Linked DNA regions of Homo sapiens: region 1 is linked to region 2. Evidence: chromatin loops called from intact Hi-C (ENCODE). Cell type or tissue: dorsolateral prefrontal cortex. All regions are shown on one strand. Links, peaks and the distances in the headings refer to the core of each region. The heading gives the core; the rest is flanking DNA. Region 1 holds the start of LOC105375238 (a long non-coding RNA gene). Region 2 overlaps VPS41 (VPS41 subunit of HOPS complex).

What was found. Hi-C counts contacts between places; a loop is a spot of excess contacts. Peaks named below come from ENCODE experiments on the same cell type or tissue, not always from the same donor. Only the 100,000 strongest peaks of a DNase experiment are listed, where the experiment ranks them.
Region 1: a loop joins it to region 2, with 2.8 times the contacts of the local background. A loop is called at or near these places in 69 of 110 quality-filtered maps.

Annotation. Positions count from the first base shown.
Region 1 is chr7:39,458,543-39,474,489 of GRCh38, forward strand. It overlaps POU6F2 (POU class 6 homeobox 2), which reads left to right. Exons shown (of 10, transcript NM_001370959.1): 9 at 2,005-2,173; 10 at 5,640-10,059. The coding sequence ends at 6,144. It overlaps LOC105375238 (a long non-coding RNA gene), which reads right to left and starts at 15,909. Exons shown (of 3, transcript XR_927186.2): 1 at 15,826-15,909; 2 at 15,295-15,381. RefSeq lists enhancers at 3,939-4,440, 6,460-6,961. In dorsolateral prefrontal cortex, for the core only: CTCF peaks have their summits at 6,595 (motif pointing left) and 6,796; a DNase peak (open chromatin) is centred at 6,639; H3K4me3 peaks cover 506 bases; H3K27ac peaks cover 619 bases.
Region 2 is chr7:38,787,903-38,803,849 of GRCh38, forward strand. VPS41 (VPS41 subunit of HOPS complex) reads right to left here. Exons shown (of 29, transcript NM_014396.4): 8 at 8,843-8,962; 9 at 7,563-7,709; 10 at 1,899-1,965. Among named protein-coding and RNA genes, the nearest start is that of VPS41, 110 kb to the right of the region's middle. In dorsolateral prefrontal cortex, for the core only: CTCF peaks have their summits at 9,199 (motif pointing right) and 9,409; a DNase peak (open chromatin) is centred at 9,209; H3K27ac peaks cover 442 bases.

The sequences.
Region 1 (15,947 bases), core at 3,128-11,127, 670 kb after region 2:
CAGCTCCAGGCTGATGTGCTCGTGGGGTTTGGAATCCAGAGCACAGCCTCCACTAGGGACGGCCCGAACAAATCTCATTAGCCAAGGGTTGCCTGCCTTCTGGGAGTAGTTTTGGGAGAAAAAAACAGGACTTCCATTCATCTTAACAGTCAAACCAATTTTATAGTCACTGCCCACCCCTGCCCCGCCCGAGCTCATAGATTCTCAGTGTGCTACACTGAAATATTCACTACTCCTAGCACGAACTCCTGCTTCACCCTACCAACCTGACAGGTCCCTACGGTGCCCTGCTCCTCCCTGCATTTCTGCCTGTGTGCACGCTGTCACCACTGACCAGACTATATGGCTCCTTCATTCTCTGAAAACTGCCCATTGGGAAGACCTAGATGAATCCTCCCTCCTCTCCACTCTCCTGTCTCTGCACACCCGGTGTGGATGTCATACCATTAGTTCTTGATTATACTCTGCCTGACACTTTTCTCTAATTGTTTCTAATGCATTAGCATTGGATGCCAACCCCCTATAGACTGTAAACTCCATAGAGGCTGGAACTGTTTCTGAGGCTGGAACTGCCCCTCCCTCCATTCCAGACTCCCAGAAGTTACTTTTCAAAAATAATTAGACTGATTGCAGTAGTTGTACCACTTTCCAATCTTTCTACAACAAAATTATGAGTAATGACATTCTACAGGACTTTTGTCGTTGTTGTTTTAATGTGAAGATAAAAGACAATCTATACCTGTTTTGCTGATTCTGTTGACAGAGTCCATTTTCCTCAGGCTGGAGAAGATCCCTCCCCAGTAATGAGAAAATCTGTACATGAAGCTCCAAGCTCCCCACAGATATTAACATCTTTATTTAAAAGTCCTTGAAAATGGGCATTTGGCGTGCAAATGTTCTGGTTTTGTGGGTTTTGTTTTGTTTTGTTTTGTTTTGTTTTGTTTTGTTTTGTTTCACGACAACTAGAGTTTCCATAGTTCTCAGCCCAGAAGAGTAATATAGTCTGCCACAGTCCTTGGACAAGTACTCAAATTTACTGAAATTGATGGGCTATTGCGCAGAAAAAGGAAGAGAAAAACTTTTCACCTAAGTCCGAGGAATGAGGTGAAGAACAATAGAGTCAGCTCACAGGGAGAATGGCTTTGCTACAGGCAGGATTGAGTAGCACTTTGAAATCTTCCACCATCCCCAACCCATGCTGTCTCCAGCTTGGTGTACGCTTTCATTTATCCAGGGATCAGTAGCCAGGGGGGGAAAAGTTTCATTCTCCAGCTGTTGTGTCATTTCCCTTGATAAGTCCTAAATTGACCGCGTTATCAGGCACCAAAGGAGCTTTCCTGTGGTAGGCATTTTTTATTATGTGCCCTTTCAGGGGACAAAGGCGTCTGTGTCAGTAAACTGCTATGGGGGGAAAAAGACAATATCATTCTCGCAGTTTCATAAGCATGCTCTTCTGAGGGACTAATGTGAATGTAAGAAATTAGGCAACATTATCATCTGTTAGCCTAGCTGTTAGCCTGACTGCTTTGGCGATCAGTTGAAGGAAAAATACAAAATACTATTGTCTTCAAGAGCAATTTTTAGCACTAAATATGCTAATTAAAACATTTCAAATGGAAACCTTTCCCTTTTTATATTTTTGCACAATATTTGAACATACTTATGGGCAAAATGGAGTCGCATTCCCATAGCAAGTGCCTCCCAGTGCTGGCTGTTATTTGTTAAGCCCTAAGGAACATGCTCTGGCATTGGGGAAGTGGCAGTGTGAACAAGCTGTGGTTTTATCTGGGACAGAAACATCTCGAAGGATGATTTGTGGAGGTGTAATGAGTTGCGGATGGAGTGTTGGGTGTCTCACCTGGGAGACAAAGCGAACATTCTCTGAGGTTGGTTTCCTCACTGCTCTGCTGTTAAAGAGAGCCACTTTCTTATAAACCGTAATAAACAGATATTGCTCGGCTGTGTGTTGACGTATTGATCCTATTTTTAAAAACATCTCCACAGATCCTCAAACGGCAGCGGGTGAGGTGGATGGGGTTAATCTGGAGGAGATCCGAGAATTTGCCAAAGCTTTTAAAATCCGGCGCCTGTCCCTTGGCCTGACCCAGACTCAGGTGGGACAGGCTCTCAGTGCTACAGAGGGCCCCGCGTACAGCCAGTCGGCCATCTGCAGGTAACGCGCGCCTGCATGCTGTCACCTCTTCTAGCCGCCCTGGGCCTCATTTGTCCTCGCGGTTCAGCTTTTCTTCGTCGGGTGGGCAAAGCTGGAGGGGCAGAGAGTGGGAACAAAGTTTGGGGGCAGCTATATGTTGGGATTGGTGATCTTGATGCAAACGACGCTGCTGAAGCAAATTTGGGGGTCCTGGCTTGATAACTCCTGTCAACTCACAAAGAACTTCCAAGGCAGTCTCATTGGAAATACACTACCCCAGGGTCAGGGGCCTTCCTCCTGGGCCCACACTCCTATGCAGCTGAGAGCCACCGACTTTGTCTGCACGTAGGTATTCTGAGCAAATGTTGTAAAGCTGCCATTCCTAATTTGTGTTAACGCCTTTGCTATTTCTGCCCAGAGATGGCTATCAGGATTTTCCAAGAAAACACACATTTTAAAAAAAAATTAACTATCTTGTGACCTTGAAGGTTTTAACTTGCCTTCCCAGACACAGCTTTAAAAGCACATTTATAAGAAATAAAAAATAAAAGAAAAGAAGCGGTGGCTGCTTTAAATGGCTCAGAAAAGGGTAGTGAGAATCTGGCCTAACCTTGCTCATCTCCCCCAAATTAAATAAATGAATAACAGAATCCAGCCTTGGTTGTGTTCAAGTTGATCCGGGTTAAGTGGTCAGAAGCAGGCCCCGTGCATGCATGTGTGTGTTGCACTAATCCCATGTTTATGCATGAGGTAACAAAGGCACTTCGGTAAGAGCTTTTTCCTCTTGGGCAATACCTTATGAGTCCTCCTCCAACAGGAAAAGCCAAGAAACCAACTCTAAACTCATTTAAGTGGATTTTGTTCTTGGTGATCCATGAAATGCTGTCTTTTTATCTGCTCTTTATACTTTTAATGTATTCCCCAAAGGACGGAAGTGTACTTTTCCTGCAGTTTAAGACTAAGGTTATAAATAACATCAGTATGGGGTAGTAGCTTGCAGCTCACATTTTGCTCAATGATTTCCCATAAAACCCATTGATTGTTGTTAAATACAAAAAGCACCATAGGATCCTCTCACTTCTATGGCCTCCCCTACTGTTTTTTCTTATAAGATACCTCCCTGTAGAAAATAACCTTTATTCAGTCTATACAAGGATACTACTGCTGGGAAATTTGTTTCAAGGCTTGTATATGTTATTCCAAACAACATGTACAGAAGTGTCAACACTAACAAACAGCATCCATGATATGAATACCATTGCTCCCTGTTGGGAAACATTAATTTTGTTTCATCTTGACAGCCTTGGGATAAAGGCAGCCACAGGTTTTTAAGTTGTTGCCAATTTTCTATTGGTGCTAAATTCCTGTTTTGCTTATTTTTAGTCCTAAAACGTGATTTTCTTTTATTGATACAAGTGCTGGCTAATGTTTAACTCATACACTTAGCACTTCTTGGGCATTCCCAATAAAGTATGTTGATTTCTAAAGTCTACCCCCAGAGAGAGGTCAAAAAAGCTGTGGCTGAAATGTGGAGACTTTGGGAATTTCTAGTATAATAGAACATGTCTGATGCCTTGACTTTTGGGCCTTTCTCTAGCTTCCAGTATTTCAGTGAGATCGTTTTAGGAGCTATCTACCAAGAAAAGAAAGAAAGACCGAGATCTTATATTGGAACAATTTAAGTGAATTCAAAGGGTGGTGAGGAACCTGCTTTGGAGGCTGCACACTCAGGCATCGCTTGTCCCTCATGAGCTGCAGTGACTCCTAGGAGCTGCTTTAAATCCCTCCTTATCAGAGGCACAGAGAAAAAAGCATTACCAATACACTGATCAGCCCTATCACAACCTCTGTCCCCTCGTGCCTTGACACTGTAAAGCCTGTTGTGACGCTATCAAATATTTAAGCTTTGGGGATTTTATGGCAAACGATGGCAAAATGTGGTATGTGGCAAATTAGCACAACAATGAGAGCTTTTGAGGAGCTTGCCATAAAGGACAAGTTCATTAAATAACATTAAATGATCAGTTCACTCTGTATTGAAAGTAAATGTACTCCTTCCGTCCTTGACCAGTACTGGAAGCTGGGTTTTTCAAAAATAAACAAATAACCCTTGAGTTCTACATGGAAGGGAATGCTATGGAAATTGCATTAAAATTTGGTTCTGTTTGTGCTGCTTATCACATTATAAGAGATCTAAAATGTGCTGCCAAAAATAAGATTGTGGCACATAAAGAAAGCCTATCCTTTTCTGTCCTTTTGCAAGCATCCTTACAAAACATATTCTGAGTAACATGGGCTCAGTTTAGCTCTATGAGAACAGACCATTGAAATAAAATACACTCTGTAGTCAGAAGTTTTTCAACAGCATGGGACACTGTAAAAGGGAGAGGAGAATTCTGTGTATCCAAAGCTGTCATACTGGAGAGTTGTGAATTTGGATTTAGAATAAACAAACAAACGAATAAAAGGAATTCCTACTTTTTTTGTACTTCATTGAGAGTGAGTGTGAGTTTGGTACCAGGGCGACTTCTTAAAACACTCTATATAATTTTGTCCAAGACGCTTCATATTTTTTAAAGTCAATGTAGCAAAGAATTGCTGATGGCAGTTGATATATAGAAGACCTCATTTACAGAAAATGATATCATTCAAGTACAGTTTGCAGATATCACACATTAAACACAGCTTGGTGCCCTGGTGCAAAAGTACACCATTACACCGGCTGGTGTTTGGAAGGCAGGAGGTGGCCTTAGTACACCCAGAGGTGGGGTGTTTTATAGTAATTACAATGTGTCCAGCTGTTTGAGCCAGAACAGGAAAGTAGCAATGGGTAATGTTTTACCTGGAAAAAGGGCATGTTGTTAACTTACATACGGTGAAAATTGTTTGTTCCCAGGGAGAGAAAAAGAGAGAGAAGTCAAAATGAGACACAAAAGAGAGATAAAAAGAGAGCCATATAAAAGTCCCAATGGCCATCAGTGACTATGATAATAGCAATAACATTTTTATAACCAAGTCAATGGGGGTAATTTAAAGAAAACCAAATGTAAAACACGTAAAGAATCATTTTAAATGAAAGAATGTGACAACTGTCATCTTTGATGTCACTTCTTAGCGTTAATTTTTGCCTTCATGAGTCTGAGGACTGAGAAATGGAGCTGGTACTATTCAAATAAATGCTTAGATCTCAGAGTTTATAGGGAAAAGGCCTGTGAGTTGTTTGCATGCCTATGATATGTTATGATAGCTCATGCATCCTGCTGTCTCTGCTTCTCATCACCCCTGTCTGTGCACCTGTGTGGTTTGCATGGTCTGGCATGGAGCACGCTGGGAGGGTGGGCGCTGGCTTGGGCAGGGCTGGCTACCTTGCAGCTGGCTATTAACCTGCAGTAAATTCGCCCTGCCAGGCAGTCAGGCAGGCAGGCAGGAGGCCCACCCTGGCAGAGGACTCAGTGTAAGACTGTTCTTTCTCAATTTTCCCCCCCAGACACACCATCCTGAGAAGCCACTTTTTCCTACCACAGGAAGCCCAAGAGAACACTATAGCTAGCAGTCTGACAGCCAAACTGAACCCTGGCCTTTTGTATCCTGCCAGGTTTGAAAAGCTGGACATCACCCCTAAAAGTGCCCAGAAGATCAAGCCGGTGCTTGAGCGGTGGATGGCTGAGGCTGAGGCCCGCCATCGAGCAGGTATGCAGAACCTGACCGAGTTTATCGGGAGTGAACCATCCAAAAAGCGCAAGCGGCGCACCTCCTTCACACCCCAGGCCCTTGAGATCCTCAATGCCCACTTTGAGAAGAACACACACCCTTCTGGGCAGGAAATGACCGAAATTGCTGAGAAGCTGAACTATGACCGAGAAGTAGTTAGAGTTTGGTTCTGCAATAAGAGGCAAGCCCTGAAGAACACAATTAAACGCTTAAAACAGCACGAGCCGGCCACGGCAGTCCCTTTGGAGCCCTTAACAGACTCTCTGGAAGAAAACTCCTAAAGAGATGCCCACCCATAATCAGAAGCAAAATTCACAGAAACTAAACTCCACCCTTGGGACTCCACAACAACAACAACAACAAAATTTAATTTAATTTAAAAATAGCCCCAGTCGTCATCACCCTTGTAAGTAAATGACTAAGAAAACTACCAAGTGGACAGAATGGTTTCTACATGTCCGTTGGTTTTCCAAAAAGGAAAGAAGAAAATTTTTAGAAAATTTTTAAACAAGGAATACACCACACTGAAGGTGTGTGTGGTAGGATAGTTCCCTTCCCCCACCTGTCTCCCCCAAAGCCAGTTTTTTAATGGACTTAAAGCAAACCAAATAACCACGTACTTTTTTCTGTATATTATGAAAATGTGAACACATTTTAAGGAAAAAGAAAAAAAAAAACTAAACCAAAAACCAACAACGAAGGAACAAAAACTTTGATCTGTTCAAAGCGAATACAAGCCTGCCACCTGGAGGAAGGACTGCACCCCTTCAGGTACTAAGTGCTGATTCACTATGAAACCTATTAACCAAAGTCAGAAACATGGCATTGCAACGCGATCGTTCGTCTACGCTTCTCCGCACGTAAAGTTGTGTTACGAATTTTTACATTTGTACTAACAGAACAATAGGAAGCCTGATTTCTCCCATCTTTCCCATCTACTGTCTCCACCCATGGGGTGGGTACCATTGTTGAAGCCATTCTGTGAGGCTCACTATTGGGTTTTTTTGTGGGGGTGGTAGGGAGGGTGGTCTTTTTTCTTTGTCTTTCTTTTTGACGGGAGGGCATCCTGGATCGTGTGCCAAAGCATTTGTTGCTTTTTTCTCACTATGACTTGTGGGTTTGAGAAAAGAAAATGGAGCTCGCATTTCTCTCTTTTCCTCCATTTCTCCATCTCCCTCGCGCGTGGCTCCTGGGGTCTGCTGGAAGGCCACAGAAGTGGGGAGAAGCAGTGTCTTTTCCACTCAGATCCTAGTGAAATGCAGGAGAGACTCCAAAATAACTAGGGCTTTGCTCGATGAACTGTCAACACTGGCATAAGCTGTAATTGTGCTCACTGTCCACACCAGAGCTTGGGATTTTTCTCAGTCTGTTGGCCACGTACATGGAGAGCTGACCAAAACTAATTTTGTAATATAAACATAAGCTGCACATTTGGTTCAATACTTACATCTATGTTATGCTTCTGTGCAAAGCAATTTCTCTCAGAAGTCTGATAGCCAAAGAAATGTCTCAAGATTTCAGTCAAATACACACATGACATGCACACACCCATAAACACACACACAAAGAAACAGGCTAAAAAGAAAGTGATAGCAACTGGATCATTAAAGGCCATCGTGTATCCTGTTAATCTCATCTTTTCTGCTACTTCTTTCATTCCAATAGCGATGGCAGACTTTTTTCAGGGGGAATAATTACTCTTCGGGATATATAAATGGAGCAGAAAGGTGGCGGGCAAATTTAAACAACTGGAATTGGGGGCCAGGTTCTTCAGGGGAAAGGAAGTTTGAAGAAGCTTTCACCAAAAGAAAAAAATATAGAAGGGGCTTATCTAACAATCAGAATAGCCTGCAATATGAGAACTAGAGGATTATTTCCTTTAAAAAAAATAACTTAAAAGATCTGTGGGCCACAATAACCTAATAAGCAAGGACATGTTGGGATGTGAGGACGGCTGTGCAGGTGAGCACTTGGCAGCTGCCACTGGTGTTTTCACCCAGGTACAGGCAGACGGTGTTCCATTAAAGGAGCAGGCAAAAGAGAGCTGTCAATTTGCTTGCTGTTGAAATGTACATATTTATGCATAATTTATAATCATGCTAATGTATTATCTAGAAGTAAGTTGTGAAAGAAAAAAGAGAAACCCAATCTCAAGTTGCCCAACTGATTAGAAATGCCATCTCCTTCCCCTAATACACTCCCTCTCCCTGGGGAGTTTGAGTTTCTTCTGTTGGCTCCTTTGCTGTTTGTGTAAATGCTACAGTATAATTGTCCCCTCCAATGATTCATGCAGCAATCAAGAGACTACCAGCAAGGAAACTCTAAAAGGAATCCTGGAAGTGGAACAAGTCACTCGTAAAGGTGTTTCCATTTTACCAGTCAATGCTAACTGGACCACAGCTAACTTGATCTTCAATGCCAACATCACAGAGCCCCTTTCGCCACCTCAAAAACTGCACAAACATGGACAACCCAGAAACCCAAAACTTTATTGATTAAAACAGATTTTGGATTCTCCTAGGACCTGCTCCAAATTCCATCAAGAAAAGCTCCCTGCGAAGAGAAGTTAACAAGATAACATATGATGGATGCTAAATATTTAAATATATGCCGGCAGCGGTTACATAAGGCCTGCTCAGTTCTGAGATCTATAATTGGGAGGGTCTAACTAGGACAGGGAAAATATAAAATAAAAGTAATCTTCCAGAGTGGAACAAAAAAGAAATATATTCATCCGACAGTCGTAACACCATTCATGTGCAGTGATTTTTTTATAGTTTTATAATTTTGTATTGTTTTATAAATTATTTATAAGGTGTTGTAATGCTTCTTATATTAATTTTTTACAGATAAATTTTTTGCTACAAGGCATAAAAAGGTGCCTGAACCGATTCTTAGGAATATAAATTATACTGTGTAACTCATAAGTCTTTGGGACCACACCTAATGCTTAATTTTATGATGACATTTCTCATGTCTACTTGTAAACAACTTCATATGCCAATGGCGTTTAAGTGTCTTTTATGTTTCCATGAACTGAAGGTTAAGGTTGCCACCCACAAAAAATAAAAGCCACTTTGGGCATATGTGATTGTATTTCAAGCTTCAGTATTTTTCTCACATAATTTTTAATTATTGTTATCTGCATTTTCATTACTTCATGAAAAAATGACAGTGGATATTACATTTTACACTTGTTTATAGATTTTCTTTCTTTTTCAACCAAGAAAATATTTTGAACAATTGAAACTTTTAATTGCATTTGCAAGGTTTTGGCTTCTTTATGTTGTCATCACACAGATGCACACACACATACACATACAACACAAAAGAGAGAACAAAAAAGCAAAAGGAGCTAGGAAAAAAACAAAACAAAACAAGTAGAGGTGTATCAAAGAACTCAAGCTATAACCAAAAAGAAATCGTAAAATGCCTTTGCTCGTTTCTCTACGCTGGACCAAAGCTCAATATTTGTAGGTATATGCACATTGTATAGATATGGCTAAATGTTGCTGACAATCTCGCAATACTAAACTGTTCCTATTTTAAGAAAAAAAAAAGAAATACAAACTGTTCATCAATGTTTTACCTCAGCACTCTACTTGTACCCAGTTAATGACCAAGCTTAAAAAAAAATTGAGATAAAGGAAATTGATTTTCATTTCAATGTTTGACTGTAAAATCTGTTTGGATAACATTTTGTAATGAGCTTTTTGTCATGTGATTTGCTTGTCTTCAACTTGAAATTATGTGAGGCACATTTGTTTATTTGTTGTTAAGAAAGTGATTTTTTTTTTTTTTTGTCCTATGTGCTGTGATCTAGACTGGTCACCGGGGTCACTTATGAGGCACCACAAAGAGATCTGCTTCTCCGTGCCCGGAGCAGGCAGCAGGAGGGAGGGCAGGAAACAGGACTGGGTTGCTTTGGAAAAATCATCATGACAAGAAGTTGACATGATAGACTTGTGACCAAGAAGCCAAACTGAATATTTAAAAGCTCCTTACTTGCTCTGACATTGAAACCAAAGCTGATTTTATCTGCACAGGTTGCTTAATATTTAAAAAAAAAAAAAACTGTACTTAATCTAGAGCAATATCTGTATGGTCAGTAAAGCTGCACTTTGTGTATTTCTTAACAGCTTCAGATCTGTCACTTTTAATTTGTACCATAAAAAATAAATAATTGTTTGACATGAGCTTCTAGGCTAAGTGTGTCTCACACTCAGATATGTCATTTAAGTTGTCAGCATTTTAAAAACTGTACATTAAAACCCCAAATGTTAAGGAAAGGAAGGGGTTCAAGACAGATTGGTTAATATCATGATTATTTTAACTTTTCAAATGACATATTGTATTCATTGGGACTCTTTTGGTTGCAAGTTATAGGAATTCAACTGAAACTTGCCTACACATAAAGGTACTGTGTTGTTTGACTTAATGGGAAGTTCCGTTGTGGACCTGAAGCACAGCTGGATTCAGTGGTTTCAAAGATGTCATCAGCCTGTCCTGCTTGGCTTCCTTCTCAGATGGATTCTCTAACCATTGACTCTAAGGCTTTGAATCATTGCGCCCTTCTCTAAACTAAGCACTGGTGCTGCGGGGTGATGCACATAAATTCATGGTCACAGGCTCATTCCTGTCTGTGGGGGGAGGGTGGGGCCTCACTCTGACGACCCTGTGGGACCACAAGGATTGAAAGAGGAGTACACATAAGAACCGGAAGACAAAAAAATAGAGCCATGGTAATGAGCAGACAAAACCCAGAGCCACCACATTCTACGACTAACACCCAGCTGTGTGCCAGGTGTCGTAGAGAGTTCTGTTGGTGAAGAGTGATCTGCTAGTCTAAGTAATGTCTGTAATGGCATGTTCTGGAAAATTGGACATTTGGCATATGTTCCTGCTTGAAGTTTAGTGTGGGTAGGAGGGGAGAGTGAATGTTGTTATATAATTCACTAATTCAGAAAATAGGATCATCTTGCTAAAATACCAGTAAAAAAAATTTAGAGTCATAATCGCCATACTTTCAGTGACCTTTAGCAAACATTTTTTATGCTACATGGAAATCTGTGTATCAACTTCATACTGTGATTGATAAGAAGTGCTTTGGAGTGAGCAACAAAACCAAAAATCCAAATGACCATGCATTATAAATGAGCCATGAAGGGGCCAGGGAGCTCCAAGCCTGACTTTAAAAGGGGCAAAAGAAAAAAAAATGCTGATACTTCTGCCTTGAAGGGTGGGGAAAAAACAAAAAATAAAGTCATTTTCAATGGCTTTCTTTCCATATTTAATATTCTACAAATATTATTGGCAAAGGTCCTGCCTATGATTATGCCTATTATGAAATATGTTTGACCTAGGAAACTCTAAAATGTCTTCTTTAAAAAGGACAGACATCATTTACATTTAATCATTCCATATTCCACAAATATCTGCTAAGCATTTAATGTGTCAGAAAATCCTGTGTGCTGAGGACTCAGAAATAAACAAAAAGAATCTTTGCCTTCAGTAAACTCATATTCATTGTGCAAAAACCAGTGATATTTCTCCAAAAAGTAAAATAATTCCATGTTTCTTATAGTATAATATTTCAAAAATAAATTTCAAAACTAAAATGATAGGAAGCAATTCTGAGGCTGACTTCAAAACTGAAAATGGATGGGTAGGAACAGCCTAAGCTTAGAATACAATCACAAGTATCTTTTAAATGATTCCAAAAGCTGTTCCGATAACAATTTTCTACTAAACCAACCATATGCACACAATATATTCAGTGTAGCAGGACAATGGGTGATGAGTTTAATAAAGAATCTATGCTTGGAAAGAGTTCAGAAGCAACATGTAGATAAAACTAACACGTAACAAAGACAAGTCTGAGCTCCTCATCCATTGTTCTGCACTTCGAAAGGAGTCCAACCAAATGCACCCATTTGTCTTACCTACCAGACATTGAGGAAAGCCATGGTCAAGGGAAGAAGATGACACCTAAGGAGAACTTCAGTGCACTGCATGAAAACCTTTCTAAAACATGTGAAATATTTCCCTGTTTTCTTAAAACAATTATTAACATCACTTATCCTCTTCAGGGCCTTTCTCCTATTTGCTTTATCCTTGTTAATGGCTCTATCCATCAGCCACCCAAAGCAGAAGTCTAGAAGTCATCCCAACCCCTTTATACACACACACACACACACACACACACACACACACACACACACCCTAAGTCACTAAAGTTCTGGCAATTCTGCCTCATGAATTCCTTTTGAATCTGTCTCCCACTCTCCATCACCCACTTCCACTACTTAGTTCAGACCCACCTGCCTCTCACCTGGATCACCATGATATGCTCCTCCTAGCCTCTACATCCATCATATGTTTACCCCAGAGTAGTCAAAAGGCCAGTATAAATAAATTTCTCTTTTGTTTAAAACCTTTCCTACGTTACCTTCAGAAAGAGAAACAGACTCCAGCACAGAACACAATACCTTTTGCAACCTGGTCCTTGCCTACTTCTTTAGCCTGATCTCTCATCAATTCCCAGTTCATAGAGTTATGTCCTTGCCACACCAAACTTCCTAAAATTTCTCCAATGCCCAAAGTACTTTTGATGCAATACCCTCTGCTTGGAATGTCCATCCACAGTATTGTTGACCTATCTAATTTCTATTCATTCTTTAAGCCTCAATTATGTTCAATTCCACAAATAGTTATGTGCCGGGCATTGTGCTTCCTTCATCAGAACATTTATCAAGTTTGCATGTTTATTAGCCACCTCTGAAATATTAAAAAATGACTGCCATTGATCTCTGAGTGGCCTGTGGACTTGGCTTACGGGTAAGTGTAGTTGGCAATAAGTTCTTTTAACTAGTTGTCATTTGCATGTGACAGATCTTCCTTGTCTAATAAGAGTAACAGTCATATTTGTATCCTTTTCAAAGCTCTCTCGTATACATTATTTTATTCGCTCCTAACATAAACCCAAAGAAGTGTGGTGATTCCTGTTTTATACATGAGAACTAAGAATCATAAAAGTTAATAGTCTTCACCAAGATCCCAGAGTTCATAGATAGAGCTGGTTCTTCAATACACTAGGAACTAGAATATTCACCAAGGTGAGGATACATTGAAACACAGTAAACTCTGATACAGCCATGTCTTTGAAGTGTCAGTGAAAACTACAGTATCTGATATATGGTAGCAGTTCAGGAAAGGCTTACTGCTGTGGATAATTACCAGTTATCTAATTAGCAAGTCCACTGTGATTTGGGTGAACTTAGTCTGAATGCTTACTGCTTGGCAGAAATAGTAAAGGACACATAAAGGGAAATTAGAAATGTCTATATACATTGTATTCTTTTATTATCACTGAGATTTAGGGTCTCCACATAAGAAAACAATTCCAATGATTCCAAAGGTAAATGAGTTAAAACCAGTTGAAAGTGAAAGAGAAAATCAGTGGGCCCTAGTCACTAATCCCACTAGCAAGTAAAGACCATGCGATGCATGTGGAAATAGGAAGCTGGCCTGGGACCTGGGCTGGAAGGTCCATTCCAGAACTTTCTTTGATACTCTTACGTCACTTTTAAGAGTTTTAGTTGGCTGGGAATGGTAGCTCATGCCTGTAATCTCAGCACTTTGGGAGGCCAAGGCAGGTGGATCACCTGAGGTCAGGAGTTCGAGACCAGCCTGGCCAAAACAGTGAAACCCCGTCTCTACTAAAAATACAAAAATTAGCCAGGTGTGGTGGCAGGCTCCCGTAATCCCAGCTACTTGGGAGGCTGAGGCAGGGGAATCGCTTGAACCCCAGGAGGTAGAGGTTGCAGTGAGCCAAGATCGCGCCACTGAACTCCAGCCTGGGCGACAGAGCAAGACTCTGTCTCAAAAAAAAAAAAAAAAAAAAAGAGGTTTAGTTGTGCTCCTGACCATTTGCCAGACCTGAGATGGTCATTCGGGAAGAAATCACACTCTTCCCATTGCCTTTTCTATATCACTGAAGTCTGGGATCTGTGTAAAAGGATCTGTATGGGTTAATGGGCTTTGTTACTGAGGTCACTGGGGCATCACCTCTAAAAGAGGGGACGTTTCCAGGGTGTTTGACTATTTGCACATATGCAATGGTAGGAGAGCCAATATAACAAAAAAGATCCAGAACTGAAGTAGTTCCAAACAACGAACTTCAGTCAAAGAGCAAGAAACTCATATGCAATAATAACACTCATGGTGAACTATAATATTGAACTCCTTTGCAGATGCTCTTATTAATATGCTAGATAAAAGAAGCAGAAAAGAGGCTGGCATTTCCTGGATACCTACCATATGTAGGTATTACTGTCCTCATTTTCAAATCCTGCACTATTTTCTGAGATTTGAGGCCTGCTTAGATATACTTATGCTACTAATAAATGTTCTCATAAAGGAAGATTCACTAAGACTTACCTACATTTAGACTGACTAAACTCCTGAACTAATGCATCATTGAAGTGGATCACTGGACCTCAGACAATGGATTTTTGATCCATGGATCTGGTCACCACTTGGGCCACATCTGTGACTACAGATGAAGGAAAAGAGATCATTTGGGAAACAGTTTTGCTTCTTTTACCTTCCAGTTTTTGTTATTGTTGAAATCTTTTATTGTATAAGTAATCTATTTTTATTATAGAAAAATCAGAATATACAAAGAAACAAGATATTTTCATTATAAATTATTATAATTCAGCTGTTTTTCTTTATATTGCTCTTTTAACATTCATGGGCTGCTTTAATTGTTTGTCTTGAACTTCAGAGACAGAGGGTAAATTAGAAAACCAAAAATAGAACTCACATATCTTGAAATCCCATTTCTGTGAAATGCCACAGCTGTTTGGGTTGCCAAAACTCAGTCATTATTTACCCAGAATCTTAACTTGACCCACCATGCAGCTAATCCTGGAAGAAAACACAATAGCCCCTGGTTGTCTGTGGGGGAGACACAAGGCCCGAGATCATTTCCACACAGGCTTTGCTAACCAATCAAGAGGTATGAGTGAAGAAAAGTGGATTTCAGTCATGGAAACATGCACCCCTAGGTACTGGCAGGCTCATACTGGCTGGCATGATGATCTCTTACTTAAAGTAAGCCTCTCCACTTTACATTCAAAGAATGGTTTTATCTTCATATAAGTCCAAACCGTATCAAGGCCTTCAATAGCCAATACCATGCACACAGTGAGCATTGTACACATGTCCTTTTGGGGAGCCAGTCTGTGATACAAAGGCTTGGGGAAATGACTTAAACCCATCAAAATCATTCTCTGCCATCCAATTTGATAAAACACACCCTGACATACACACACATTGAACATTTGTATTGCTTCTTTCCAACAGCACAAGCTTCACTCTTACTTTTTAACACACTCCTACTGTGTCCTGAGTGTTCAAATACTTACTTTTGGGTTTTTTGCCGCTTTGAATAGAGGGGAAGAGTCCACACAGGCTCTTGGTTCTGTTCCTGGGAGGTCACAATGCAACCAGTCCTTGAAAAACATAATGTGTGCTCAAGCACTTGCATGTGTATTCTTTATTTCTGCTTCTAGAACCATCAGACTCCCCAGGAGGAACAAAAATCAGAAAAATTAATATATCTGCAGTCTCCCAAGAGTATAAGAGCCTGTTTCTCCATTTTTTCTCTTCAGAGGAAGCATTCAACTCTGAAGGGGTCCATTTAAACTTCCTGAAGAGAGCAAAATACTTGGGGACACATCAGTGCCACCTGCCCGTCCCTTGGCAAAGCAACGGCCCCATCCCTTATTCTCCTCCTCCAAGTCCTTTATTTTCTGATTCTCTCCTTTAAACTTACTTTGCCCTTATTTTCCTCAAAACTGGAAGGGTGAGAAGCATCGTCAAGTTAGCCAGACAAGACCATTCAATATTTTGTGGGTGCACCCCCTCAACTTCCTCAGCCAGGAAACTCTACTTACATTTTGTGTTCTCTTGGCCTGTTGCTCCTCCTTTTCCTGACCTCCAAACTCTGATCAGCCTCCAAGATCCAGATGAAAGGCCTAAGACCTGAAAGCATAACAGTGAAACACTGTTTAGAGTT
Region 2 (15,947 bases), core at 4,645-12,644:
AGTAATGTGATACTGTTAGTATCCACATATGGTCTATTTCACGTAAATTACAGTACAGATGAACCACACTGCAATAATGTGATCCCAGGGTTCTAGGCTAATAGGGCCACCACTGAGCCAGCTATCAGCAGTCACAGAGTTGGGATGAAAGTCTGCATAGTGATAATAACCATCATGGTTTAGTGAGCATCTACTGTGTGCCAAGTACCATGTTAGGCACATTTCTTATGCCATGTCTAATTCCCACACCCATCCTAAAAGATAGATATTATCACCTCCATTTAACAGGTGAGAAAAGGATGGTCAAGAAGGTTAAGTAACCTCATCAAGATCACACACTTCAGCAAACTTCCTTGCCTCCCTGGAAGCTTTCTGGTGGTTCTGTAGAGTTAGATTCTATCCATTTTTAACGCTATAGTAGTAAGATCCTGGACAAGTCATTTACCTCCTAAGCCTCAATTTCTTCATCTATAGAATAAAAAGCAAACTACCTGCACTTAAAGAGTTCCTGTGAGGATAAAGTGAGTTACTGCAGTTTATGTAAGCAGCACAATGCCCTCCACCTAGTACATGATCAATAAGTATCAGCTAAGGAAAGAAGATGACAATTGCTACATTTTTATACCTCTCTGGCAATTAAAAATATCCAAATACTAATCTCTCAGGACATTGCATTGAGATGTTGAGAGGCTTTTGTTTTTCTTTTTATTTTCTAGTAGGCAAGGAAAGAAGAAAAAGATATTGAAACAATTATCTATATAGTCTAGTCATAAATCTTGTCTCTTATCTTGGTCCTCAGTTTTTCTCAGCACTGCTACATTCTTCATATACCTACTGTCCATACACTAAGCAATCTGAACTATGTAGTTATACTCCTAAAGTTAAAAAAAAAGATTAAAACTCTACCACCAACTTCTGACTTCAAGTACAAAATAGCCCAGATTTAAATGTTATAACCACATTAGTCATGTGGGTAATGTATGTCTTTCTATTTACAGAAATACAATCATGTGCAAATAATTTATTTCAACTTCACCTTGGCAGAATAACCCATCAAATTGATATTACCCATCCACCAAGCAAATGGGCAAATGAACTTTTCAGCTGACTCATAATATGGCAATTTTTTTTCTCAGATTAATTTTTTCAAACTAAATTATAAAAGTCATGGTACATCATCCAGGGCATACTTCTCCTGAACAGCTGTTTCCCAGAGTCACTGATTCATTCAACTCAATATTAAGCACCTTCTATGTGCAAGTATTGTGCCAGGTCCTCAAGATACAAATGGTGAGCAAAAACAGACCCTGTGTGTGCTCAAAAGGAGGTGACAGTCAGGTAGAAAAGACAGAAATGTATCAAATAATCACAGGATCACTGGAACCCGTGACAAGTGCTAGAAAGGGGAGGAGGCCTGCAGTGCTGTAGTGCCTAAAATGGGAAGACCTGACTCAGTCAGGGAGGTCCAGTGGCTTTCCCAGTGCTTTCCCTGGAAAGCAACACTCTAGCCAAATACTGTGCTAGACAAGGGGAAAGAGAGGCATGGACAGGTAAAAGGTCAGTGTGGCTGCAGCACAGAGACCAAGGAGAAGCTTGGCATAAGCTACAGCTGGAGAGGTGGGTAGGGGCCAACACAGATCCCCGTGATCCACTGAGGAGTTCCATCTGCACTCTGAGAACGATGTGGAGGAACTGAAGGATGATGACAAGATCTGATCTGTATTTTGACAGCAGTGGGGACAGCAGATGACAGTAATTCACAGTGGAAGAAGATAAACCAGTTAGGAGGCTGCTGCAGGGATCCAGGCAAAAGACTATGGCAGTCTGGGTGAGATTAATGAAGACGAAAATTTTGAATGAAGTTTTACATCCACAGAAGGCAAGTGTTGGAGCCATACCTATTTCAACATATCGACTTGGCAAATCCCTCATTTCACTGGCATGCCGTTCCTTCACTGAGCACACCTGGAAAATAAGTTCGCAGGTTATTTTATTCATTTGATGGAAAATTCTTCATAACATTTTATTCAGTATATGGTATCTTTGTTAAATTAACCTTGTAGCACTGCAGATGGAGTACAATCTACCCTATGACTTAAATGACAGAAATTAATGTAAATGACATATAGCAATCACTATTTATATTCACCAACTTTATTCCTCAATAAAGCCTGATTCACATAAGTTCAGCTTTCCTGGTGAGACTGAACCTGAAGTCAAGTACTAATCCAAGTACAACTTCTGTCAGTGATCAGGGATTTTTCCTTTTTCTTTTACATAGTGTTCTTTTATAGCTGCTACCATTAACTGTAACTATGGTATGGAAAATTCTAAAATATAGAAAAACTCAAAGGGGAAAACAAGCATTAGTCATTGTTCCAGCACAAAGAGAACACCATTAATAATCTTTTTTATGAAAGCTACTTTTATTAACCTAACAATTTAATACAAGTAATTCAATATGTTATTTAAAGATTCTTCTACAACATAATTCTGTAAAGTTGTTATAATACAGTGAGCCCTCCATATCCATGGGTTTTGCATCCATGAATTCTACATTCATGGATTTAACCAAACAAGGATCAGAAATATTCAGGAAAAAAAAAAATTCTACAAAATTCCAAAAAGCAAAACTTGACCTTGCTGTACACCAACTACTTCATTAAGTCTATGCAAATGCAGTGATGTGTAGGCATTGTATCAGGTGTTATAAGTAATCTACAGATGATTTAAAGTATACAGGAGGATGTGCATAGGTTATATGCAAATACCGCATCATTTTATATATGCAAATGTTACATCATTTATATAAGCATCAGAGGAGCCCAGGATCCACAGGGGTCCTGGAACCAATTCCCCACAGGCACTGAGGGATGATTGCCTTTTATTACATGAATGTACTATACTTAATCAACCCCCTTTGGGGGCATATTTTTTTGTTTTTATATCTATTGTAAGCAATAGTGCAATCAACATACTTATATATAAAACTTTAGGACTTTTGTTTACTTAGGATAAATTCCTAGAAGTAGAATTGATACCAATGGGTACATAAACTTTTGTAAGGTTTTGTTTTTTAATATACGTAGTATACTGAGTTGCTGCCCAGCAACACTGCAGCGACTCAGTGAATGCAGAGTGCCCACTTTCCCTCAGGCGGGGCTTGAACCCATGGCTGCAGAGGTAGAAGCCTCCACATAGAAGTGACCGGCTGTCTTCTTCCTTGATTGCTTTTTGCCATTTGTCTCTTGTCCGTTTCATATAACTGCCTGTCCACTTCTCCAATTTTCTTCCCTTCTGGTAGACTTTTGAGCTTATAAGTTATCCACTCTTCTTCCCACACTTACTAGGGAAACTACTAAATCATCTAATGGCACATTCCACAATGCCAAATGGACAACTGTTTTAATGTGCTGATATAAGTACATGAGGAACAGTCTTTCAAATGGTTTGAAGTATAATAAAAAAGCAAATGTATCGGCAATATTAGTGAACACTTTTTTGGGCAGTTACTGGCAGTGCTCCTGAGTTAAGGCCTTTGTGAAATAGATATCATTATTTTCTTAAGATTATGGTGCAGTGGGGGAGACACAAAAATAAGGCACTTTACTGAAGTGTGACAGGGAAGTACAGAGCAGGGGCATCTCCTGCTAGGGCAGGAAGACTTCCTGGAAGAAGTGACATGTAAGTTGAAGCAGGAGAGACAACACAGGAGAACACGGTGATATGACAGCATAGGGCCTTCAACTGGAAGCTCAATCGGACAGAAATGAAGGGCATGGGGGAAGAAGGGGACAGAGTTGAGGCTGGAGAGTAACGGAGAGGCAGATCACAAAGAACCTTGGAAGTCATGTTTATGATCAGTTATCCTATGGGCAAGGAGGGGACTGACCTCATCTGACCTGCACTTAGATTATTCTAGCTATACTGTTTAGGATAGGTTTAGGGGGGGTAAAACCAGCACCAAAAAGACTTGACAGGAAGATGAAGTGCAGAGATTTGAGAGACATTGACAGAACTTGAGGGCTGACAGTCTTCCAACACTCAGACACCCCTGAAAGACAATGTTATTATGTTTAATCCAGAGATGAGGACACTGAGGCTCTGTGAGTGATGCCAGACTGCCTGGCCAGAGCTGGAATTCACACCAAGGCCTGACTGGTATCTCGCTGGTCATGCCACAGCTTGAGAACAAGGATGCATTGCACTACTGGTAGCTGGGCATGGCTCTACTGCACTCCTCAGCTCTGTGGTCTGGGCTCACCCAGCACCTGTCTCATAGGTAGGAAGTGGCAGGTAAAGGTGGGTGAATAGGTAAGTGCTACCTTAAGCTCATGTCTTGCATAAGCACAAATCAATGACTGTAAGAGCCCTTTACCACTGATAGGTGGGTTCTTGCCCATGAACTCTAATCTGCTTCCTCCACTTCTCCACATGGGTGGATAACAGGCATCTCTCAAGTAGACACACCTAAAACCAACTCTTGCCTTTTTCACTCTAAACATGCTTTATCAACAGTCTTTCCCATTTCAGCAAAAGGTAGTTTCACCTTCCAGTATGTTAGGTGACTGTGATCTTACACCCCACATCCAACTGTCAACAAATACTGCAGAGTCTACCATCAAAATATATCCAGGATCTGGTCATTTCTCACCAGCTGCATTACACTGACCTGAGACAACATTATTTTTTATGGAGATGACTGCGGTAGCCTAATTGGTCTCCCCTCTTGACTGCCCCTTTGCCGTTTAGCTCCACACAGCAACCAGAGATCCTTCCAAAATACAAGTTAGATCACTTAACTGACTCCACAACAGCTCAAAGCCCTGTGCTGGCTTCCTACCTCAGTCAAATTAAAAGCCAAAGACTTCTCAAGGGCCCCTGGGCTCCAACATCACCTGCTCCTCCACCACACCCTCCCCGACCCCCACTTACATCCCTCTCCTCCACATCTGCTCCACTCACTCTGACACAAACAGCTTCCTTGCTGTTCCTCAAAAGCACACCAATCACACTCCTGCTTCAAGAATTTTTGCACTCCTGCTCCTTCTGCTAACACCTCCTACCCCAGGCCCCCATAGAGCTGTATAACTTTTCTCTCCAGATCTCTGACCAAACAACATATTAGTTATTGGACAGGCCATCCCTGGACCACCCTATATTAAATGGTACCTACCCCAATCCCTTTTCCTATTATCCTGTTAAAATGTTCTCCTTTTTATTTGCCACCTTCAACATGCTATACTTACTTGTTTTTGTCCACCTTCCTCACTAGAACATAAATTTCCCAAGGGAAGGAACTCATTCATTTGTATATTTGTGTTCTGCAACACTAGAACACTGCCTGGCACACTGCAGGCACCTGGTAAACGTTTGTTGGGCAAATGAATGAATGAAGTAAATGGTAAGGTCCAATTGCACACTTTATTTTACTGTTTCTGGTTGCTTCTCCCCAACAAGATTGCTGTCCCTCTGAAGAAAGACCACGTCCTTATCTCCTCTTCCTTCAACAGAACTCACTAAGAGTCTACACTGAGAAGTGCTCAACATATAGAACTGAGTTTGAAGAAAAGGAACCTCCAATAAAATGAAATATTTGACATAAAAATTGTATAGAAGCTGGATCTTAACTTGGGCATAAAGAAAGGGTATATGTTTCCCATGGCTGCTATAACAGACTGCCACACTTGGTGGTTTAAAACAACAGAGATGTTGTTTTAAACATCTGTTACAGTTCCGCAGGCTACAAGTCTGAAATTGGGTTCACTGGGCTAAAATCAAGGTGTTGGCAAGGCTGTACTTCCTCTGGAGGCTCTAGGGGACAATCTGCTGTCTCCTCCAGCTTTCTGGTGGCTGCCACCATTCACTGACCACCTCACTCCAATTTCTGCCTCCACAGTGGTACTGCCTTCTCCTCCTCTCTTCCATGTTAGCATCTCCCTCTGCCTCCCTCTCATAAAGATAAACGTGATTGCATTTAGGGCCCACCCAGATAATGTAGGTTAATTCCCCATCTCAAGATCCTTAACTTAATCATATCTTTTGCTAAATAAAGTAATATTTACCTTTTTGTCATATAAAGAAACATTTATAGGTTCTAGGAATTAGGGCTTGCTATCCTTGGGGCCATTATTCAGCATACCAGAGAAAGAATTTCTGGGAGTAATGAGTAAACTTGTTACATATTTCTACAGGCTAATTTTCCTTGTCTTTCACCATAAGAAAAGAAAATCAGAACTTTAAAACTAACAAGCAACCTGGTCCATTTAAGGGATTTTTAAAATACTAAGAATATAAATTTATTGGATGAGTAACCACACACGTGGGACAGGGAGCCCAGGGAATCCCTTTTTCCATCCTACGATATAGGCACAGTTTCCTTCCTGTTACCCTAAATATAAATCAGGTTGTGTTCATGTAACACATGAAGAAAAAAGAACCTGAATGATAACAACATGAGGGCTGGGAGGGCCTGAAGTGTAACAATGTTTGTTTTGCTAATAACAATCATTACATTAATAATTTTCCACTTTCCCTTTCCAGAGAAGAGTACATTTTAAATAGCCACGTCCCCTTCATGACATTGCTAGAACTTTATATAATAATGACAGCTAACATTTATTAAGCAATTACATCAGATTCTATGCAAAACTCTTTACATGCATTGGCTCATTTATTTCTCCCCAAAACTTGTGATGTGAGAACAATTAGCACTACCACTTTGCAGATGAGGACAGTAAGGCTCACAGAGGATCCCAAAGGAAAATGGAGAAGCTGGACTTGATCCCAGGTCTGTCTGGCCTCAAAGCCTGAGCTCTTCCATGAGACTACTGCTGGGATACTCTCTCATGCCATTTTTATACTTCCACTAATTTTTAGTTTATTTTGTTCGAATTAAGCTGTCTATTTTTTAAAGGGAAACAACTTTTGGCTCTGAAGTATCTAATATAACAGAAGCACTAGTAGGCATAAAATAAATGTGAATGAGCTTTGGGCCCCCTTTCACAGAACAGCTAAATTTCATTTACCCAGGCGCATAAGGGTCAGATAATTAAACTTCAGAAAATATGCCCAAATCTTATTATTGATGATAAGTCTGGGTCTCTACTCTATCAAATTATTACCAAGCAGCAGGATGATTTAATTTTAACCTTCTCTCTCCACTATCAATAACTCTAATGAAGAAGTGAAGGGTCAAAGCTAAGGGAAAATGAAAAGAATAATAAAGAGAAGAAAACCTGACTAAACAACAAAACTAACCCCATGTTCTGTAAATAGCTAAGGCCAGCTGGGATGTGAGAAATTAAAAGAAGATTGAAAAAGACAGCACCATTCTCAACACGAAAAAGTTCACAAATAGTTTTACATGCCATGGAAAAGAAAGAATACATCTTAAAACTTATGCACAGGAAATAATTTGAGCATTAAATGGTAATCACGTCACAATAACATCCAAGTGAAAAGATTTGGGTCCTAGAAGCCAATCAAGACTCACAGTCCTTTGGACCACCCTCAGTGGATCTATAACAACACGGACTTATTATAAAGACAAGCAAAACCACCTTGACAGAAGTCCCCCAGCCAATAATCAGTGTCACATTGTCCTTCCAGCAGAGGCTGCAGGGATACATGTCTGGGCGAAGACTTATATCATCCCGGGGCACATTGGTGATTCTTTGCTTTGAGATGATGTCAAAAATCTTCACACCCTGGAAAATAATACAGCAGTAAGCATCCTCTACTCAGGAGGAAAGTAACAGAAAACTTATTAACAGCCCCTGCTACATACTACCAATAACCAGCACGGAGAAATATTAGCAGTGTTTACTGAGCATGCAAGGAAAATGCTCCTGCTCCACACAAACCCTGTGGGAACTAAAACCACAAGGAAACCTCCACCCTTCTTTCTGGACAAAGGAGATTTTCTTAGATGGCATGGGTGACTCAAACCCAACAGAAACATGAAATGTACAAACATCAATAGCTGCATTTCCAAACTGACAGACAAGTAACATTTCTAATTTTATCGTTCCACCATGAAAAATGAAGTTTGTTTTTTAGAAAGGCTTTGAGTCTGAAAAGCCACCTATATAAAGAAAACTACATCTGACATTTTAAAGTTCTCAAATGAAAACATCAGGCAAGCAGCTAACTAAAAATGAACCAAGAGACCACAGCTTTGTTTTACCTTCATCGTGACCCAGGAGAAGTAAGAAAAGTCCAGAATAAAAAGGTAGAGTCTAGGCAGATTTCTACCATTTAAAACTGAATAGAACCGATTTACTAAATTATACCTTGATGTTTCAAAAGATATGCCAGATGTCAAAAAGACCATTTTTAAAACTTCCTACTAGCCCCAATTCATAGCAAGTAAACTTTAAGTTAAAATGCAGCACTGAAAATTACGATCCACTTTCTTACAGACAGGTCTATACTTCTGTCTATGATTATACTGGGAGTAAAAGAGAAATCAGCAATATTCTGCACTTGTTTCATATCAACTCTTACTTGCCTTTGGCCAACAGGCAAATGATATTTTCAAGACCCATTCCCAATGCAGTCCTTCAATTATTAAGATAGCTTTTCATTTTCTTGGCTACTCTCCATGCCTCAGGTTTCTTACTCTAAAATAGATTCCAGAATATGTTGGGAATTACTATATTATGAAAGCCAAAAGCAATCTAATTTCTTTAACCTCCTAGGTATGATACCAATCGTCCTTACACCCTTTAGAAATCACCACCACAGCAAGTGGCATCTTTTCCCTTCATTACAGCCCTATCAAGTTGGCCATTCTTCTGCCACTGAACAAGCATTAGGAAGACAGAGGCATATTTTTTACCATATTATTGGCCCAAGCAATCAGATGGCCTCTCCACTTCACACTCCTTATGTTCCCTTCCCCTTCATGCAGAACAGCAGACTTCCATCTGTTCATCCAAGACCGTTCAAACAGTAGCAGCTAGGGACAAAAAGCATAAACAAAGAATCTTAGAAACTGAAAATAATGTATCAGGTTCTTTACTTACTAGTTTTACCTATCCTCGTGACCAAATAACAAACAAGTCACTCTCGACGTCTTTAATGTAGACTTACAGTAGTATGTTATTTGTACCTTGGAAAGAATTCCTAGCACATCATATTCTCCCCAGGAAGTTGTTTAAAATGGATGAGTGTTGAAGTTACTACAAGGCCAAGCCACAAGGTGGCACCAAAACACCAAGATTCATGGAAAATAATGCACATTAGTTAATCAAAAGATTTGTATCGCAAAAGTTCTTCAAATGATTGTCCGGGAACTAATTTATTTTGTAAATTGGGAAATCAAAACCTCTTTTAAGTTTTTCACTGAAAATAAGATATTAGTCACAGATTAAACTGTAATAGAAACAGTCTATGTTTTTCATTTGACTCAAATAATTGAACAATGACTTTTGAACAGTAATTCATGTCACAAAATAAAAAAACAATTGGAATTAAGCTTCTTTAGAAATTTCATAGTATCTAGGGTCTTTATTTTAACGGGAAGATTCTATCATTCAAAAAACCTGCTGGATAAATTTTAATATAAAATATAACTGGTCAAAAACCTCTACGATTAATAAAGATGTAATTCTAGGAAGTCATACATTATTAAGAACACAATAAATATTTTTCTTGACATATTCCATTTAAATCCTTTAAGAAAAGACATTTATACAGTATGTAACTTAAGGCATGCAATCCTGAAACACATGTTTATCCTTTCAAAGCAAATGCTGACAACAGATTCCATAACAGAATTACTAAAATTCCTACCACTACAAGCAATTTCAGTCTACCTTAGTATATTTTATGTCCTCTACCCACCCCAAAAGAGGCAGGGGAAACAGGTTAACAGGGGAAAGAGAGTAAATTCACATTTTATTTGTATTTCCTGTATATCTTTCTCAATAGACTAATACAGGCAGAGGAAGCACAAAATAAAATCCCTAAAATTAAATATGATGTCCATCATCACAAGTAAGCAAAGTACAGTTACTTTAAAATGCTACGACAGTTTGAAGTTGTGTGACTTCACAACTTCCACAGGGAGACTGGAGGCAGGGATTCTTCTGACCATACTTAGCCCCATCTTCCCATCAGATATATTCTCAGAGACCTTCTAACCCACCCTGTCCTCTCCTATCCCAGGTTCCAATTCAGAAGTCACTACTACCATGCCTTCCTACCCCCACAGTTAGAGGCCTTCGGGAGTGTCCCCAGACTGTGATTCAGCCTCTTCCTCCCATTTGCAGAAAACAGAGAACAGACCCCAGAAATGTAGGAAAGGGGGAGAAAGGCTGAGCATACAGTTCCTGCTACAGAGAAGATTATGCCCCACTAAAGACAGGCAGCTAAAAACAATTATTTTTATTTATTTATTTTTGAGATGGAGTCTCACTCTGTTACCCAGGCTGGAGTGCAGTGGCACCATCTCAGCTCACTGCAACCTCCACCTCCTGGGTTCTAGTGATTCTCCTGCTTCAGCCTCCCAAGTAGCTGGGATTACAGGCATGCACCACCATGTCTGGCTAATTTTTGTACTTTTAGTAGAGACGGGGTTTCACCATGTTGGCCAGACTGGTCTCGAACTCCTGACCTCAGGTGATCCACCGGTCTTGGCCTCCCGAAGTGCTGGGATTACAGGTGTGAGCAACCACGCCTGGCCACAACAATTAAACATGATGAATTGATAAGATCAAAATGTCTATCTTCTATCTGTGGCCTGGATCTGATGGAGGTGATCGTCCGAAATGGGTGAAGCACAGTGAGTGCTCAATAATCACCTGCTGGAATGAAGGGTTGGCAGGATGGCCGGGAGAACAGCAGGGTGGGACACAGCATCGAATTCCTTTCCCTCACCAATTCCCACCTAGAAATGACCAATGTAGTACTAAGAGGAGAACAGTCTGCACCTGTGTTGAAAAAGTTAAATATGCTCCAAATTTTAAGCTAAAAATTATGTAAAATATGCTAATAATAAGACTCCAGTGAAGGCCATGATTTAACTCATTCCCCCAGAAAAAGCCTGCCTGGGAAGTCAGGCAGGTACTAGAATGCCACAACACCCCCTACACTCAGTGTAATGGGGCAGGAACGAAGGGGAGTGGCCAGTCTTACTCTGAAACACAAAGGGTTGGGTCCCCAAGCATGTAGCCAGCACTGTAGCTGTCCCAGGTAGGAAGGAAAGCAGGCACTCTGACAAAAGGCAGGCACCTATGGAAAAATCCTGCATTTAAAAGAATACAAATTATCCAGGGAGTAATCCCCAACTTGTGACTCCATATGAATAACAAGACATTCAAAAAAAACAAAAGAACTTAAAAGTAAAATCTAATTCTTATCATCATAATTCTCATGTAACAACAAAATTAAGAAATTAATAACGAAGAATGAGAGAAAGAACAATACAAAACAAAAATGGTACAAAAAACATTCTCAATCTTTGGGTAAAAGAGGAATTCATATGGTAACCAGAGTACTTTGAAAATGAGAAATACTATAAACCTAAACTTTATGGGATACAATCAAAGTTGTAAAAAAAAGGAAAATCTAGATTTAAAAGTTAATAATGAACATGACATGTCGCTACACAACAAAACAAAAACATTTCATTGAGGGATACGAAAGGAGAACTCAATAAACAGAAAGGCACATTATTCATGGATAGTAAGACTCCAATTCTCACTAAAGAGCTTAAGTCTCATTAAATTAACCTATAATTTTAATGCAAGTCCAAAAAAATCCAAAGGGATTATTTCTAGAAATTCAAAAAATGCTAAAAATTCATTTTAAAAAATGAGAGAATAACAGGAATTTTTAAAAAATTAAGTAATTTAGGGGGAGGAATGGATTCATCCAGACAGATAGTAAAACATTTTATAAAATCAACACTCAAAACAATACAGCAATGTTTCTAGAATTGATAGATGAAGGAAAAAGAATGAACTGATAAAGACGAATCAAAATGATATGATCAGGCATGGGTATGTGGGGTGGGGGGTACAGTGGAGTATGTGCAGAGAAAGAGGTATCTTCAAACTACTGAACTGCGGTCTTGGACACCGTCTTTCTGGAGGATCATTTGGCATCATGGACTCAAAGCTTTTAAAAAAAATGACACCAGGAAGTTGCTACCTAGAAACTTACGCTAAGAAATGATCAGACAAGTTAGTAAAGATGCATGTAGAGCTATTTATAACAGCCAGAAATGGACTAACAACTGAGGAATGACGGAGCATAATACGATGGAGCACACACAATGAGTATGTATCCATTATTATTTTATGCATGTATCTTCATTAACAGAAAAAGCTATGAGGGCATATTAAATAAAAAAGCAGATGACAAAATAGTATTCAATACAATGTCCTTAAAATAAAATGTGAATGTGTATTCACATATATTATAAAATCTAAAAGATACATGACAAAGTAATCCTAATTCGATAAATGCGTGCTGAAATTTTATATTATTTTTATTTTATAATTATTCTGCACTAAATATATGAATTTTTTATGTTAATACATTAATGGGAATGAAAATCCATTCTCTTATTTTTACAATCAGGAAAACTTAGGGGAATAGTTAAAATGAAACAACAAAGTAATATCAAAAATTCACTGGAGATTGGGTGCAGCGGCTCATGCCTGTAATCCCAGCATTTTGGGAGGCCGAGGTGGGTGGATCACCTGAGGTCGGGAGTTTGAGACCAGCCTGGCCAACACGGTGAAACCCCGTCTCTACTAAAAATACAAAAAAATTAGCCAAGCATGGTGGCCGGCACCTGTAATCCCAGCTACTCCAGGGGGTGAGGCAGGAGAATCGCTTGAACCTAGGAGGAGGAGGTTGCAGTGAGCCAAGATTGTGCCATTGCACTCCAGCCTGGGCAACAAGAGCAAAACTCTGTCTCAAAATAAATAAATAAATAAATAAAAATTCACTGGAACTTAAAGAAGTAATGTTTGAGGCATATTGAACATGTATTAGAATGAATTTACATAAACTGTATATACTTTTCAAATAAAACATTAACTTCTTCAGAAAACTGTTAATTAAATCTTGTTGCAGTTCCTACCAAAATGCAAGCTCACTCCAATGGACCCTTTCTGTTATACTTGGTGTGCTCCGAGCTATGGGAGGAAGCAGAGGTGGCAGAACTCTGGCCTCCTTTTGCCTCCTACTCTACCTCCCAAAACAAGAAACTAAAAACTTCCAGCAGAGGGGAGGAGGCAAAGGAAGGACAGACGAATTCTGAATCCAGGCCATCTCAGGATTGAGTCCCAAAAACCTTGTGGACCCTGCTCTGACATGCAATTAAAAGAGCAAAGAAGCTTCTCCCAATGACATTTCTACAATGCAGACAGGCACATGCCATTCTATGCAACTGATGTGTGCTCAAAAATGGAGGGGGGCTAAAAATTAACCTCTGTAAATGAAACAAATTTTAACTAATTAATATTACAAGTTTTGACAGGATTCACGTTATTTTCTTATGTTTTTCAAATAGCCTAAGTCCCTATCACTTTATATTTTGTGGATGAAAAATAAGAAAATATCTGTAAATAAAGTAGGTCATCATAAACATACTAAGGAAATACTAAATAAAGTAGGTCATCATAAACATACTAAGGAAAGTCATCATTTAAGAGAATTCTTTTGTAAGTCAAATAATTTTCCCCCAATTTATTGGTTCTGTATATGTTTTATGGTCACACTGGTTTTCTCACTGCACAACTAACTATTAAATCTTGTTCACTGAGATTGGTGTGTTTACCTTGCATTTCCCCAACCAGTGCATTGGGGAAAAGGATCATATCTTATACTTTGCTAGACCCATAGGCATAATAAATATTAAATACTAAGTAGGCTATCCGAGTCTACTAGTCTTAATTCTTTCCTTCTCTGACCATACACACAATGCGTTTGCTACAGGAGGAGCTACACGATTTCCCAAAACGTTTCAGTTACTCAGCCTATCTTTACAGTTAGTAATACTCCTAAAATATTTTGAACACAATGGAATCTACTCCAATCTCAAAAATTTAAAGAACCCAATGACTAATTCACACAATCAACACAGCCTTGCTTTTAGAAAGGGCTCACTTCTATGGATCCCATATCCAGGCATGTAATGTCAGTCTATTTCCCTTTGCTGAAGGCCAGCAGATAGAATTTGTGCACAACTTGCCAAAAATTTGAAAGCTGCTTTTAAGGTTAGCCTTCCTCTATTAGGTTTAAGTAATTGCAGCTCTTTTATTTCAGAGACACGAACTGGCCACACGTTTGGCCTGAACGGTAATTTCTGAAATGTGTCTGCAGGCCTGCAGAAGGCTCTCTGGATTGCCACAGCGCCTACTTCTCCAGGCTCTCTCGCATGTGGCCTGCTTCTCTCCTTGATGTTACCTGCCTGGCCCCGTCGAACATTTATTTCTGCCTTTCCTCTCCACCCTACTTTATTCTTCACTCATGAGTCCACTTTTCCTATCCTACATAGTATAAAACCTTAAATGCCTGCTAGTAATTATGGAGTCATTTCTATATCTCTGAAACTCTCATGCAGGATTTGCTTTGATTTGACATAGAGTTTCATACAGAAGGGAGAATGGCCAAATGATCCACTCTCCATTGGCTTTTTTATCCTAATCTCTGTGAATTTCAAGCAGAAACATATTTTCTGACAAGAATGCCAAGGAAAGCTTTGCTTTGGTGATTTAAGAAAACATGAACTCCTTTTCTTACAAACATTCTATACTAATTTAACTACCTCAAAACTACCTGCCTGTACTTCACTGACATTTAATAATATCCATTTTTTCCTTCCAGTCATAAAACTGCCCACAGACCTACTGAGCACGAATGTTCTACAAAGCATTTTATGGGGTAAGCCATTGAAAAAAACTACGCTTAAAAGCAGCTGGTTAATTTATTTGGTTCATCTTCCATACCCTGTAATATTGAATTGTCATTATCACAATACTAAGAGCAATTTAAGCTCAATGGGAGCTAAGTACATAGAGAGGAAAAGCTGTTTCCAAGAGGTCTATTTTTTTGTTGGAAAAAGTATTTTAGGGCTTTATTTCCCATAAATCCACATTCTGGCAGTCAGCACTCTCAATACTTATATTTCAATATGAGCCCTCACATCCTCAGCAATATACTTTATTCTCCTCTGTTTTGTGCTGATAAATCTATCTAGTGCTTTCCTACTCTACAGAGTGGTATAAGGACATGGAGCCCAGAATCTCCCACATGTGTGGCAAGATTCTTATCAGGCTGTAATGAAGTCCCCGATTCTGGTCACCTAACGCCCATCATTACTTGTCACTCACTCTTCCCTGATGGAGTTGAAAAGAGTATCATTGGCCCTGTTTTAATCACCTTGTGATCTTTCAAGTTGATAAATCACTTGGCTCCTTCAGGCTTCCTAAATACTGACCACACTGCTAGCTTTGAGGCAGACAAGAAAGTGGGCAAGATTCAGCAGGGGCTTCAGCCGAGGGTCAAGGCTTAGATACCATGTGTGTTCCCACGGGGAGAACCAAGGGGCTTGAAGAAAACAAATATTTCACAAAGGAGGACCTGTGCTACGTCAGGAAGGTGCAGAAGATCCAGGTAATAAAATAGAGAAATAGAGAATAGTAAAACCCAGCAAATAAAACTGTCTCAATAAAAATAAACAAAGGGGATAACAATGGGAAAGTCTTGTTACAAAAGGATTTAAATATTCAAGATTAGAAAAGATCATGAGCAAAATTTTAAAAGTCAAGAAGGCAAGTGAGAAAAATATGAGTGAGTGTGGAGAAGACCTAGGATGGTGGCTGGCTACTGATGGCAAATGGGGTCTTGAACCCTGAAGGAGGCAGGAATGAATGACCAGGAACCCATATGGAGCAGGTAAGTGTCTTTGTTTTGCTTCGTGCTTA